Linked DNA regions of Mus musculus: region 2 is linked to region 1. The links are chromatin loops, found by intact Hi-C in ENCODE. Cell type or tissue: gastrocnemius. All regions are shown on one strand. Links, peaks and the distances in the headings refer to the core of each region. The heading gives the core; the rest is flanking DNA.

Evidence for each region. Peaks named below come from ENCODE experiments on the same cell type or tissue, not always from the same donor. Only the 100,000 strongest peaks of a DNase experiment are listed, where the experiment ranks them.
Region 2: a loop joins it to region 1, with 6 times the contacts of the local background. A loop is called at or near these places in 32 of 42 quality-filtered maps.

Annotation. Positions count from the first base shown.
Region 1 is chrX:107,173,026-107,178,414 of GRCm38, forward strand. P2ry10b (purinergic receptor P2Y, G-protein coupled 10B) reads left to right here. Exons shown (of 2, transcript NM_001122596.1): 2 at 1-636. It also overlaps the pseudogene Gm14834. Among named protein-coding and RNA genes, the nearest start is that of P2ry10b, 27 kb to the left of the region's middle. In gastrocnemius, for the core only: no CTCF peak of the experiment used is centred there; a DNase peak (open chromatin) is centred at 2,791.
Region 2 is chrX:106,791,770-106,797,158 of GRCm38, forward strand. No RefSeq gene overlaps it. Among named protein-coding and RNA genes, the nearest start is that of Rtl3, 46 kb to the right of the region's middle. In gastrocnemius, for the core only: a CTCF peak has its summit at 3,074 (motif pointing right); no DNase peak of the experiment used is centred there.

The sequences.
Region 1 (5,389 bases), core at 279-5,278:
CAAATTTTAGCATTAATGCAGAGCAAATATTGCCACTTAAAAAAAATCCCTGTAGCCGAGTTATTACTAATATAAATCATCCAAACTGTAAATTTTGTAGCTTACCATTTTTAAATATTGGGTATCATTAAAATGAAATTTTATAAAGCAATGGTTAGTTTTATGAATTACTGTTTTTGTCCTGTCTCTACTTTTTTTGGTGTCTACTTTTTTCAAGTAGCCTTTAGCTCTTATTATATTTTTGAGTTAGCATATTAGGGAATGGATTTCATGGTGATATTTTCATATGCATATATCATCATACTTGGTTCTTATTTACTCCCCACAACCTTGGCTACCATCCAATTCCTGTTGGTGCCTTCCTTCTAAATTCTCTCTTTTGCACTCTTGATACAAATGTTTATTACATCTTGTATTTGATTACCTCCCTTATACTTTGTATACATCCTGTTTACATTTTTTCTTCCCCTCTCTACTTTTATGTTTTGCATATATATTGTGTATTATAAATATTTGATTGAAAAATGTGATATTTGTCTGGCTTATTTTGCTTAACACACTGATCTTCAGTTCCAAAAAACATTATAAATTAATTCTTCTTTACACATCAATAAAATTCCAGTTTATACATACTGCATTTTGTTGACTCACTCATTCATTGATGAATACAAAGACTGGTTCTACAGCTTTTCTATTGTGAATAAACATGCAATATACATGCATGTGTAACTATCTCTATGATATGATTTCTTATAACCCTTGATCTATATATCCAGAAATAGAACAAATAATTGGATCTTGTTTTTAAATAAAATTAGCTAATCTATTTTTGTTGGTTATTAGAGGCCATTTAACATTTATTATTAACAGAGGTCTGTTAATTCATTTAATTTAGTTGGCTGTGTTTTGGAGTGCTTGGATTTTATTATTGATCCTTTTTGTTCTTTCCTATAAGAATTAGAGGTTCTATGTGTTGGACATGGTAGATCCCTTGTCGCTCTCCTTGGTCATTTATTCCTCCCATAAAATGTATTATTTGATATATTCTTATAAAAATGAGTCCTCTTCTCTCTCTTTCTTTCTCTCTTTCTCTCTCTCTCTCTCTCTCTCTCTCTCTCTCTCTCTCGCTCTCGCTCTCACTCTGTGTGTGTGTGTGTGTGTGCACATTATGTGAAAATAGCAGCTAGAGTTTTGACATTATATGTCTTCCGTGATCTCTCTCCATTCTATTTTTGAGACAGAATATCTAGTACTGCTTAAATGCTTGGCTGGACTAGATGCCCAATGAAAAGAACCTTCCCTTTGCTTCAACACCACTGACGTTACAGGTGCCTGCTGTGCCTGGCTTTTGTGTAGGTGCTAGGAATTGAAACTCCATATACACATTGCTGCACTCCCAATTACAAATGAAATGTAATAATTTCTTTAAAAGTGTAGTGAACAATGAACTGCTTTCATGATCACTTGAAGTCATTATTATAAACATCAGTTATATTGTGATTCGTTGCTTGTTTGTTTCTATTATAGATTCATTTATGGATTCCAGCTCTGTTTTTATTATTGTTATTGTTATTATTGTTGTTGAGAGATCTGAAGTGATTTTTCTTTTATTTCCTTCACTTTAAGCCAATCATTAAATTTCAAGTGGTTTCTGGGGTGGAGGAGAGGAAGGCATCATTCAGAATGATTGAGGTGGTCTGAGTGGCGCAAGAAGGTGAAGCATGGTAGGCCTACCTGGGGTAGCTGGAGGAGGACAGAGTGCAGGTAGGTGATGGTCCCAGAGCGGCAGAGCCGGTACACAATGTCCTCAGCACCTTCCAGCTTTCACAGCTCAATCATGCCATCACCTACTGTGACCAGCGAGTTGGTAATCAGCTCAGCTGCCTTGGAGTCACCCTTAGCAGATATAATGGCTGCTGCCTACTACTGCTCAGCCTTTTCCACTACAAATCTGGCTATCTCTGCTTCCTTCTGAGCCACCTGTTTGGCTTCTACTGCCCCTGTGAACTCCTTTTGTCAAGGACAGGTCATCAAAGATGAGCTCAGATATTGCGGCTCATTTTGTGAGGTCATCATTCACCTACCTGGAGACCAGCGTAATCAACTATTCAGCATCAAACCAAGCCACCACCTACTTTGAGGATCTCTGGTGATAGACAGCAGCACCCGCTCAACATTGTCCTCACTCATGCTGGTGTAGATTCGAGGAAGCTGGCTGGCTACTGGCAGGAAGAGAACGCACTGTGTGATGTTGACATTCTGCAAATCTTTGCTTCCAGTAATGACTGATACATTCCATGGTTGGCAGTGGCAGTCAAAAATAATTGATTTCTGTACCCAAAGGATGAGAAAGTGAGTAGGTCAAAGATGACAGTTCTGTGCCCAGCATCCATACTATATAAAGCAGAGTTTATCACAGCTCCTACAATTGCTAACGCCAAGACAAACTAGACTCAGTTTGGCAGCCATGATTCCTTCTGTTACATCCACTCAGATGTGCTTTCACTCTGATCTCCACATGGTATTTTGTTCCCCATTCTAAAGAGGGAGGAAGTGTTGCGCTTACCTCATCCAGCAAGAAAAACACAACACGGTGGGATTCTTCTCAACAGCCTTCTTTATTTCAGGAACACCTCGATGCTACGGGAACCTGGGAAAACCAGGGAGGACTGCTTATATACACCCCAGCACTGGGGAGAGCTATGTGTCCTCCTGGAATTGGTCAGTCTGCCGGCACATTGATTTGTATGCACCCGCTCAGGAGGGGTTGGCACCAGATTTGGGCTAGCACCTGCGCAGTGGCGTTGTTTATGGCGACGGTGTACTGGAGGCCAGCGCCATCTTTTAGGCGCCCGGCTGCCTACAAGGAAGTATCCACACTTTGGTCTTCCTTCTTCTTGAGTTTCATGTGTTTTGCAAATTGTATTTTGGATATTCTAAGTTTCTGGGCTAATATCCACTTATCAGTGAGTGCATATCATGTGAGTTCTTTTGTGATTGGTTTACCTCACTCAGGATGATACCCTCCAGATCCATCCATTTGTCTAAGAATTTCATAAATTCATTGTTTTTAATAGCTGAGTAGTACACCATTGTGTAAATGTAGCACATTTTCTGAATCGATTCTTCTGTTGAAGGACATCTGGGTTCTTTCCAGCTTCTGGCTGTTATTAAAAAGGCTGATTTGAACATAGTGGAGCATGTGTTGTTATTACCAGTTGGAACATCTTCTGCATATATGCCCATAAAAGGTATTGTTGGATCCTTCCGTAGTACTATGTCCAATTTTCTGAGGAACCGCCAGACTGATTTCCAGAGTGGTTGTACAAGCTTGCAATCCCACCAACAATGGAGGAGTGTTCCTCTTTCTCCACATCCACGCCAGCATCTGCTGTCACTTGAGTTTTTGATCTTAGCCATTCTGACTGGTGTGAGGTGGAATCTCAGGGTTGTTTTGATTTGCATTTCCCTAATGATTAAGGATGTTGAACATGTTTTTAGATGCTTCTTAGCCATTTGGTATTCCTCAGTTGAGAATTCTTTGTTTAACTCTGTGCCCCATTTTTTAATGAGGTTATTTGATTATCTGGATTCCAGCTTCTTGAGTTCTTTGTATATATTGGATATTAGTCCCCTATCAGATTTAGGATTGGTAAAAATCCTTTCCCAATCTGTTGGTAGCCTTTTTGTGTTATTGACAGTGTCTTTTGCCTTACAGAAGCTATGCAATTTAATGAGGTCCCATTTGTCGATTCTAGATCTTACAGCACAAGCCATTTCTGTTCTGTTCAGGAATATTTCCCCTGTGCCCATATCTTCGAGGCTTTTCCCCCATTTTCTCCTCTATAAGTTTCAGAGTCTCTGGTTTTATGTGGAGTTCCTTGATCCTCTAAGACTTGAGCTTTGTACAAGGAGATAAGAATGGATCGATTCGCATTTGTCTACACGATAACCGCCAGTTAAGCTAGCACCATTTGTTGAAAAAGCTGTCTTTTTTTCCACTAGATGGCTTTAGCTCTTTTGTCAAAGATCAAGTTACCATAGTTGTGTGGTTTCATTTCTGGGTCTTCAATTCTGTTCCATTGATCTACCTAAGACAGCATTTTCTATATAGGAAAATGGAGTGATAAACAATATCCATATATCAACATTTTAAAGAAAGGTCACTTTGAGATCTTCAGTGTGTCACAATTCCTTTTTGGGGTTTAGTTTCTTCCTTTTACAATGTTTTATTTTTATTTGTATTATTTCTTCTTTTCCACTTCCAAAACACTCTCACATATCCATATGCTTTCCTCATTGTTGCATATATTACATATATGCATGTGCCCATAAACATTAAGTACAATCTTCACAGTCTGTTTTTTATATGTAGATTTTCAGGAATGACATTTGGTATAGTATTATATCATTCTTTCTTCTGTTTCCACTCCTTCCAACCCCCTCCCATGTCAGTCCTCCCATTTCGTTTATAATTCATATTCTTCTTTTCTTTATTATTGTTATACACAAAGAAAGATATATACAAATAAATATATAAATATGATTTGCCGAGTCCATTTGTATTTTAAGGCTGACCACCTGTATTTGATAACCAATTAGGAGGCTCATCCCCAGGGAGGATTAATTCTGCATTCTTTAGTAGTCAATTATTGCTTATAGCTTTATATTTGATCGTGAAGGCCCATGAGATTTTCCCCATGAAGGTATAACACATATTTTTAGGTTCTTTATTATAATATTCCAATTAAAAATCACTTCTTAGTTTCCTTAAAAGCTTATTAATGTAGGAATAGTTCACATGGAAAATCATGGCATAATTATCATAAGCTGCAGATATCAAAATTTTCATTAGAATAATATAGTGAATCAAGACTTACTCTGTCAAAGAGACCATTTCACATCGTCTGTGTTACATTTGTTCTCTGACTCTGAGGAACTGTTTATTTTACCCATTCTTAGTAATGTAATACCAAAGGAAACTGTGGGGTTGCAGATTTTGTGCACCATGGGGTTAAATGTCAACTCAATCACTAATTATTTGACTTTCAGTGAGTTATTTGTTTTTTTCCAAGATTTTATTTCCTCAGTAGTAATTGAAGCTATAATTTCTTACCTTGTAGCTCTGGCATGAGGTGGAGAGAAAATACATATTACAACTCTTTCTGCCACAAGCAGTACTTTTCAGATGTGACAGGTACCTTAGTATTGGCAGTCTATGTCATGTGAAGTTGTATTACCACAGATGACTTTTATCATTATGTGCTTTTTATATGTTTTTAATATTGATTTTATTGTACTTATAAAAAGGTTTGCAGTCTGGAGGATGTGGATGGTGACAAAACTTGGAAATACTATTTTCTTTTTGCTGTCTCTTCTCCATATGGTG
Region 2 (5,389 bases), core at 217-5,216, 380 kb before region 1:
ATTTTGTTAGCTTCTATCAGCAGACCTGGGAGACTAGATCTCTCCTGAATTTCAGTGGTTAGAGCAGTCTCTGCAGGCAAGCTCTGCTCTTGCAAGGAAGGTGGACAGATATCTGGAGTTCGGACCTGCCTCCTGGCAGAAGATGAAGGCCTGAAATAGGTCTTGTCCCAGAATCTGTGTAGCTTCTGTAGTCCACACTGTCACCTGTTCAGACTAGTCTCAGAGGGACCTGGGAACCAAGATGGCTCCTCCAGGTGTTGAGGCAAAGCCCTCCCGGGTGGGGCGAACACCTCTCCTCTGGCAGGGAAGGTGCCGGTATGTCTGGAGCTCGAAACTCGGTCTGCCCCAGAAGCTCTGTGGCTCCCGCCTGACCCAGAAGCTATTAGCTTCTGTAGTCCACACTCTCCCCTTCAAAGCATAGTCTCTAGAAGAAGACAGTTCTAACAGCTCTAATGTTATTGCAGGAAAAACAGGTAGAAAGTCAATGGACAGACATGGGGAGCAGAGAACTCAGGTCATATAATTAAGAGCAGCATGGTTGCATGATATGTGTTTCCAGTGAGGCAGTTTATGTGCTTGACTAAATATGGCTGTGTTGGGATTTAATTCCAAGATAAAACTTTTAACGTTTATGAATGAATGTATGTTGAAGTCAGAGGACAACTTCTTACTTTTTGGCAGTCAGTTCGTGTCTTTCTGGTTTTGCTTTTCACATTATTGAGGCAGGCAGGTTCTCTCTTCTTCATTGTCCATTAAGCTTCCAGCTAATGCACTCATCTTCTCATAAGTATGCTGGGATTATATGTCTGCTTCTACATTGGCTTCCTATGAGGGTTCCCGGGATCAAATTCTGGTCATCAGACTTGTGAGATTACAGCCCATTGGTGGCTCAATTTAAATATACTTTTTCTGATTTCAGAATTTGTGTTTAGGTATGACATAATGATTTGTTAGATCACAATGTAGAGATTTCAAATGAACAAAAATCTAGTGTTAAGATTTGCTGTACACTTGACGTCCATAAGATATATTTTTTCTTTAGAAATATCATCTATAATAAGAGCATCAAAATACATAAACTGCTTAAATCATAATGACCAAAATATGACTGATGTATTTTTATTAGATATTTTCTCTATTTACATTTCAAATGTTATCTGCTTTCCTAGTTTCCTCCCAAAAATCACCTATCCCCTCCCCCCTCCCCCTGTTCCCCAACCCACCTACTCCTGCTTCCTGGCCCTGGCCTTCCCCTATACTGTGGCATAGAACCTTCACAAGACCAAGGGCCTCTCCTCCCATTGATGACCTACTAGGCCATCCTCTGCTACATATGCAGCTAGAGACAGGAGTTCCACCATGTGTTTTCTTTGATTAATGGTTTAGTCCCAGGGATCTCTGAGGGTACTGGTTAGTTCATATTGTTGTTCTGCTATGGGGTGCAAACCCTTTCAGCTCCTTGGGTACTTTCTCTAGCTCCGTCATTGGAGACCCTGTGCTCTGTCCAATGGATGACTGTGAGCGTCCACTTCTGTATTTGACAGACACTGGAAAAGACTCTCAGGAGACAGCTATATCAGGCTCCTGTTAGCAAAATGTTGTTGGCATCTTCAATAGTATCTGAGTTTGGTGGTTGTTTATGGGATGGGTCCTCAGGTGGGACAGTCTCTGGACGGTCATTCCTTCAGTATCTGCTCCAAACTTTTTCTTTGTAACTCCTTCCATGGCATAAGGTATATCTTAAAATATATTGTTGCATGTGGGACCGGAGAGGTGGCTTAGTGTTAAGAGCACCAGCTGCTCTTTCAGAAGACCTGGGTTCAGTTCCAGATACCAACAGAGCATCTCACAAGTGTCTGTAACTCTAGTCCCAGAGAATATGACCCCCTTCTTGGACACCAGGTACATACGTGTTGCAGATACACATACATGCAGGCAAAACACTCACACATATAAAATAAAAATAAAAATGAATTGCTGTTGTGGGAAGCTCAGACTATTTAAATTGAATTGGGGTGTGAAGTGTGTTGATATTTCTTCATGGTTAATTATGATAACACTACCTATTAAGTGTCTGAGGGTCTGTTCTATTTCTTCAGAAAACATTAAGCAACAAGGCTCTTATGGGACACAACTTGGTGTGGTGTCAGTTTTGCCATTTGGTAATATTGATATAACTCTTGGGCTTATCACTCGGAACTAACTCCATTCATGAGGTTTTTGTTTACAAGTCTTAGAACGATGAGCTATATTTCTAATCTACGTCTATGTTCTGTTTTATGGTTATGTATCTAGTCTTCAGCATTTGTTTTATAAGTCCCTTTGAGTATCTCTATTCTTATAATTGTCATACAATTTTCATTTTTCTCAAGCTCACAAAAGGCCTTTTGTTGGCCCCTTTGGATTGAAATTGTAAGTGTTCTAGTTTTCCTTAATACTTTGTTGTGTGTCTTCAGGCAAGGCACTCAAATCTCCCCTGGCCTTCGTGTCCCTGTATTAAAAGGATAACAATATCAGCCTCGTGGTGTTTATATGGAGATCAGATTTTTTCATGAACTCTGCACAGGTGGGATGCACGAATCCTGGGGGAAGTGAAGAAAGCCACTCTGTACAACTATTCATTCCTGAGCACACATGTAGCAGCTGCTAGATTATTCTCCTACAGGATTTCATAATAGAAAATTTGACAGCAAAGCATCCTTCTGTTGAGTGAATCCTGCAAATCTGTCTTCCAAATTTCAACACTTCCATTTTACCAAGATGGTATGTGAGGGAAAGTCGTGTTCCTCAGGTTCTTGCAGTTTTACCCGTGTGTGTGTGTGTGTGTGTGTGTGTGTGTGTGTGTGAGAGAGAGAGAGAGAGAGAGAGAGACAGAGACAGAGACAGAGACAGAGACAGAGACAGAGAGACAGAGAGACAGAGAGAGATAGAGAGACAGATAGAGTCAGAGACAGAGACAGAGAGACAGAGCTTGAAGGTCAAACAGCATATGATTCAGGTTTCCCTAGGTAGGGTTCACAGGTCAGTTTGAAGAACCACGCTAACTGATTCAGATGCTCCTAGATTCGTGTGTTTCTACCATGTACCACTAGATGGTGCTATTATAATGTGAATTAAATTAAATGCTGGTTAAAAAGAAAAGCATTTGGTCTTTTTGTCTCCCTTAAGAAAGGAAAGGAAGAAAGTGTTAAATTTTTTTCTAATTCAACCACAAGGCTCAGCTGCTTCTGTCCATTGGTTGGTTGCAAATACCTGCATCTGACTCTTTCAGCTGCTTTTTGGGTCTTTCATGATAGTCACAATAGGTCCTTTTTTGTGAATGTTCCATAGCCTTAGTAATAGTGTCAGGCCTTGGGACCCCTGTTGTTGAATTAGGGAAGGCTGAAAGAAGTTGAGAAGAAGGGCAATCCTGTAGGAGGACCAGAAGTCTCAATTAATCTGGACCCCTGAGATCTCTCAAACACTGAACCACCAAACAGACAGCATACATCAGCTGATATGAGGCTCCCAACACACATACAGTAGAGGACTGCTGGATCTGTGTTCATTCAGAGATGATGCACCTAACCCTCAAGAGACTGGAGGCCCCAGAGAGTTTAGAGGTCAGGTGGGGTGGGTGTGGGTGGGGGCATCCACGTGGAGACGGGGTGGGGTGGGGAGGAGGTGTGGAATGTGGAGCAGTTGGAGGGTGGATGGAGGGGTGGAAAATGGAATATGGAGTGTAAAAAATAAATAAATTTAAAAATAAATAAAAGCATTCTTGCATTAAAAAATTACAATTTTTTTCTAGAACATCTCTTCTGAGCCTTCATTTCCAGCACAGAACACTGTTTCTTGAACAGACCTTTACCAAAAGTCGTTTAGGGTGACATTTTGCAAACATGAAAGCAAAACAAGAGCTCTTCAAATAGTTCATCATTTATTTCTTTTCCATTAATTAAATCCACCATTTAAAAATAATGCTACCCCTTGTGTTTTGAAACCTTGTACTCTGGAACTTCATATAGTTTCTTTTGGAATTAGGATACTTGAGGCTTACGTTCTTAATTTTTATTTATTGAGAGGACAGACACAAATTCTTTTGTGACTAAGCTGAGACCTGCAAATGTTCTTCCAAGAAAAATATGTATGTGAAAATTTCATGGGATTCCAATATACCCTGAAGCTCTGACATGGATTATATGAGAGAAACTGTGATCATGCACTACACAATGATCCTTTTGTTAAGAAAAGAATGTGTATAACCCGTCCCATAGTATGCTGCCAAGTGATGTCTTAGCTGTCATAGTTGGCCCAAGGACTTTCAGTGATGTTAGCACAATTATGAAATTTGCTAAGGATGCATTTCCCAGAAAGTGTTGGTCTTGGTAAGGATTGGCACATGACCGTTATCAATCTCCGTCTATTCCCTTCAGTAACATAGCTCATCTTATTAGAAAAACAAGAATAGAAGTATTTTTCTTTTCTCACAAATTCATGGATTACTTATTATTATAAAATATCTTAGTGTAATACAACAAATCACTTAGTCAAATAGGAAGGAATACATACCCATCTTAAAAGTATAAAAGTCACTTTGTAAAATAAAATAGTTTCATATTTTTTATGATTTCTAGTAAAGTAAGAAGCAAAGTGGATTTCCCAACATTTTTAGCTGATACCAACGTACAAAAACCCAACTGGTTGAAAGGAGATGTAAACTATACTTAATTGTCGAAGATGATATTATTGTTTTTCTTAAAATTATAAAAGAATTGAAGAACTATTAAAATTAATTAGCAACAAAATGGCTAATTATAAAATATATATTTACTATTTGGTTTCTTATATTTTAACAATAACCAGAAGATAAAAGAAAGCAAAGGATCAATTCATAGTGCTTGCAAACTATACATTACTTAAGTAAAAACTTGGGAGATGAAATACAGAAGGAAACTTACATCAATGAAACATAAAACATGATCTTAAAAGGGTAGTGATCTAGAGTCTTTATATACTACTTTTATTGTCCTACAGTTGTTATCGATTTTGTATGTTATTATGTAGGGTTTTCTTCACTTGAAAACTTCCTGCTTGAAGTTTATAAGAATATGTTATGCACATAGTGCTTATTTTCTGTTGTTCTATTACAATACTGTGACTAAAGCAACTTATAGAAGAAAGACAGCAAGATGCTGAGCATTCACATCTTCCGTTGCAAGCACAAAGCAGACAGAGCTGACAGTAAGGTGAAGCTGTAAGCTCCCAAATCCTGCCCGGTCCTAGGAATACTTCCTTCAGTATGTAGCTCCAAAACCTCCTTAAGTGTGGTACAAACCAGTATTCAATGCTAGGGCCTATGGGGACAATTCTTATTTAAATCATTTAAATGTCCCTTCAGAATTTTGAT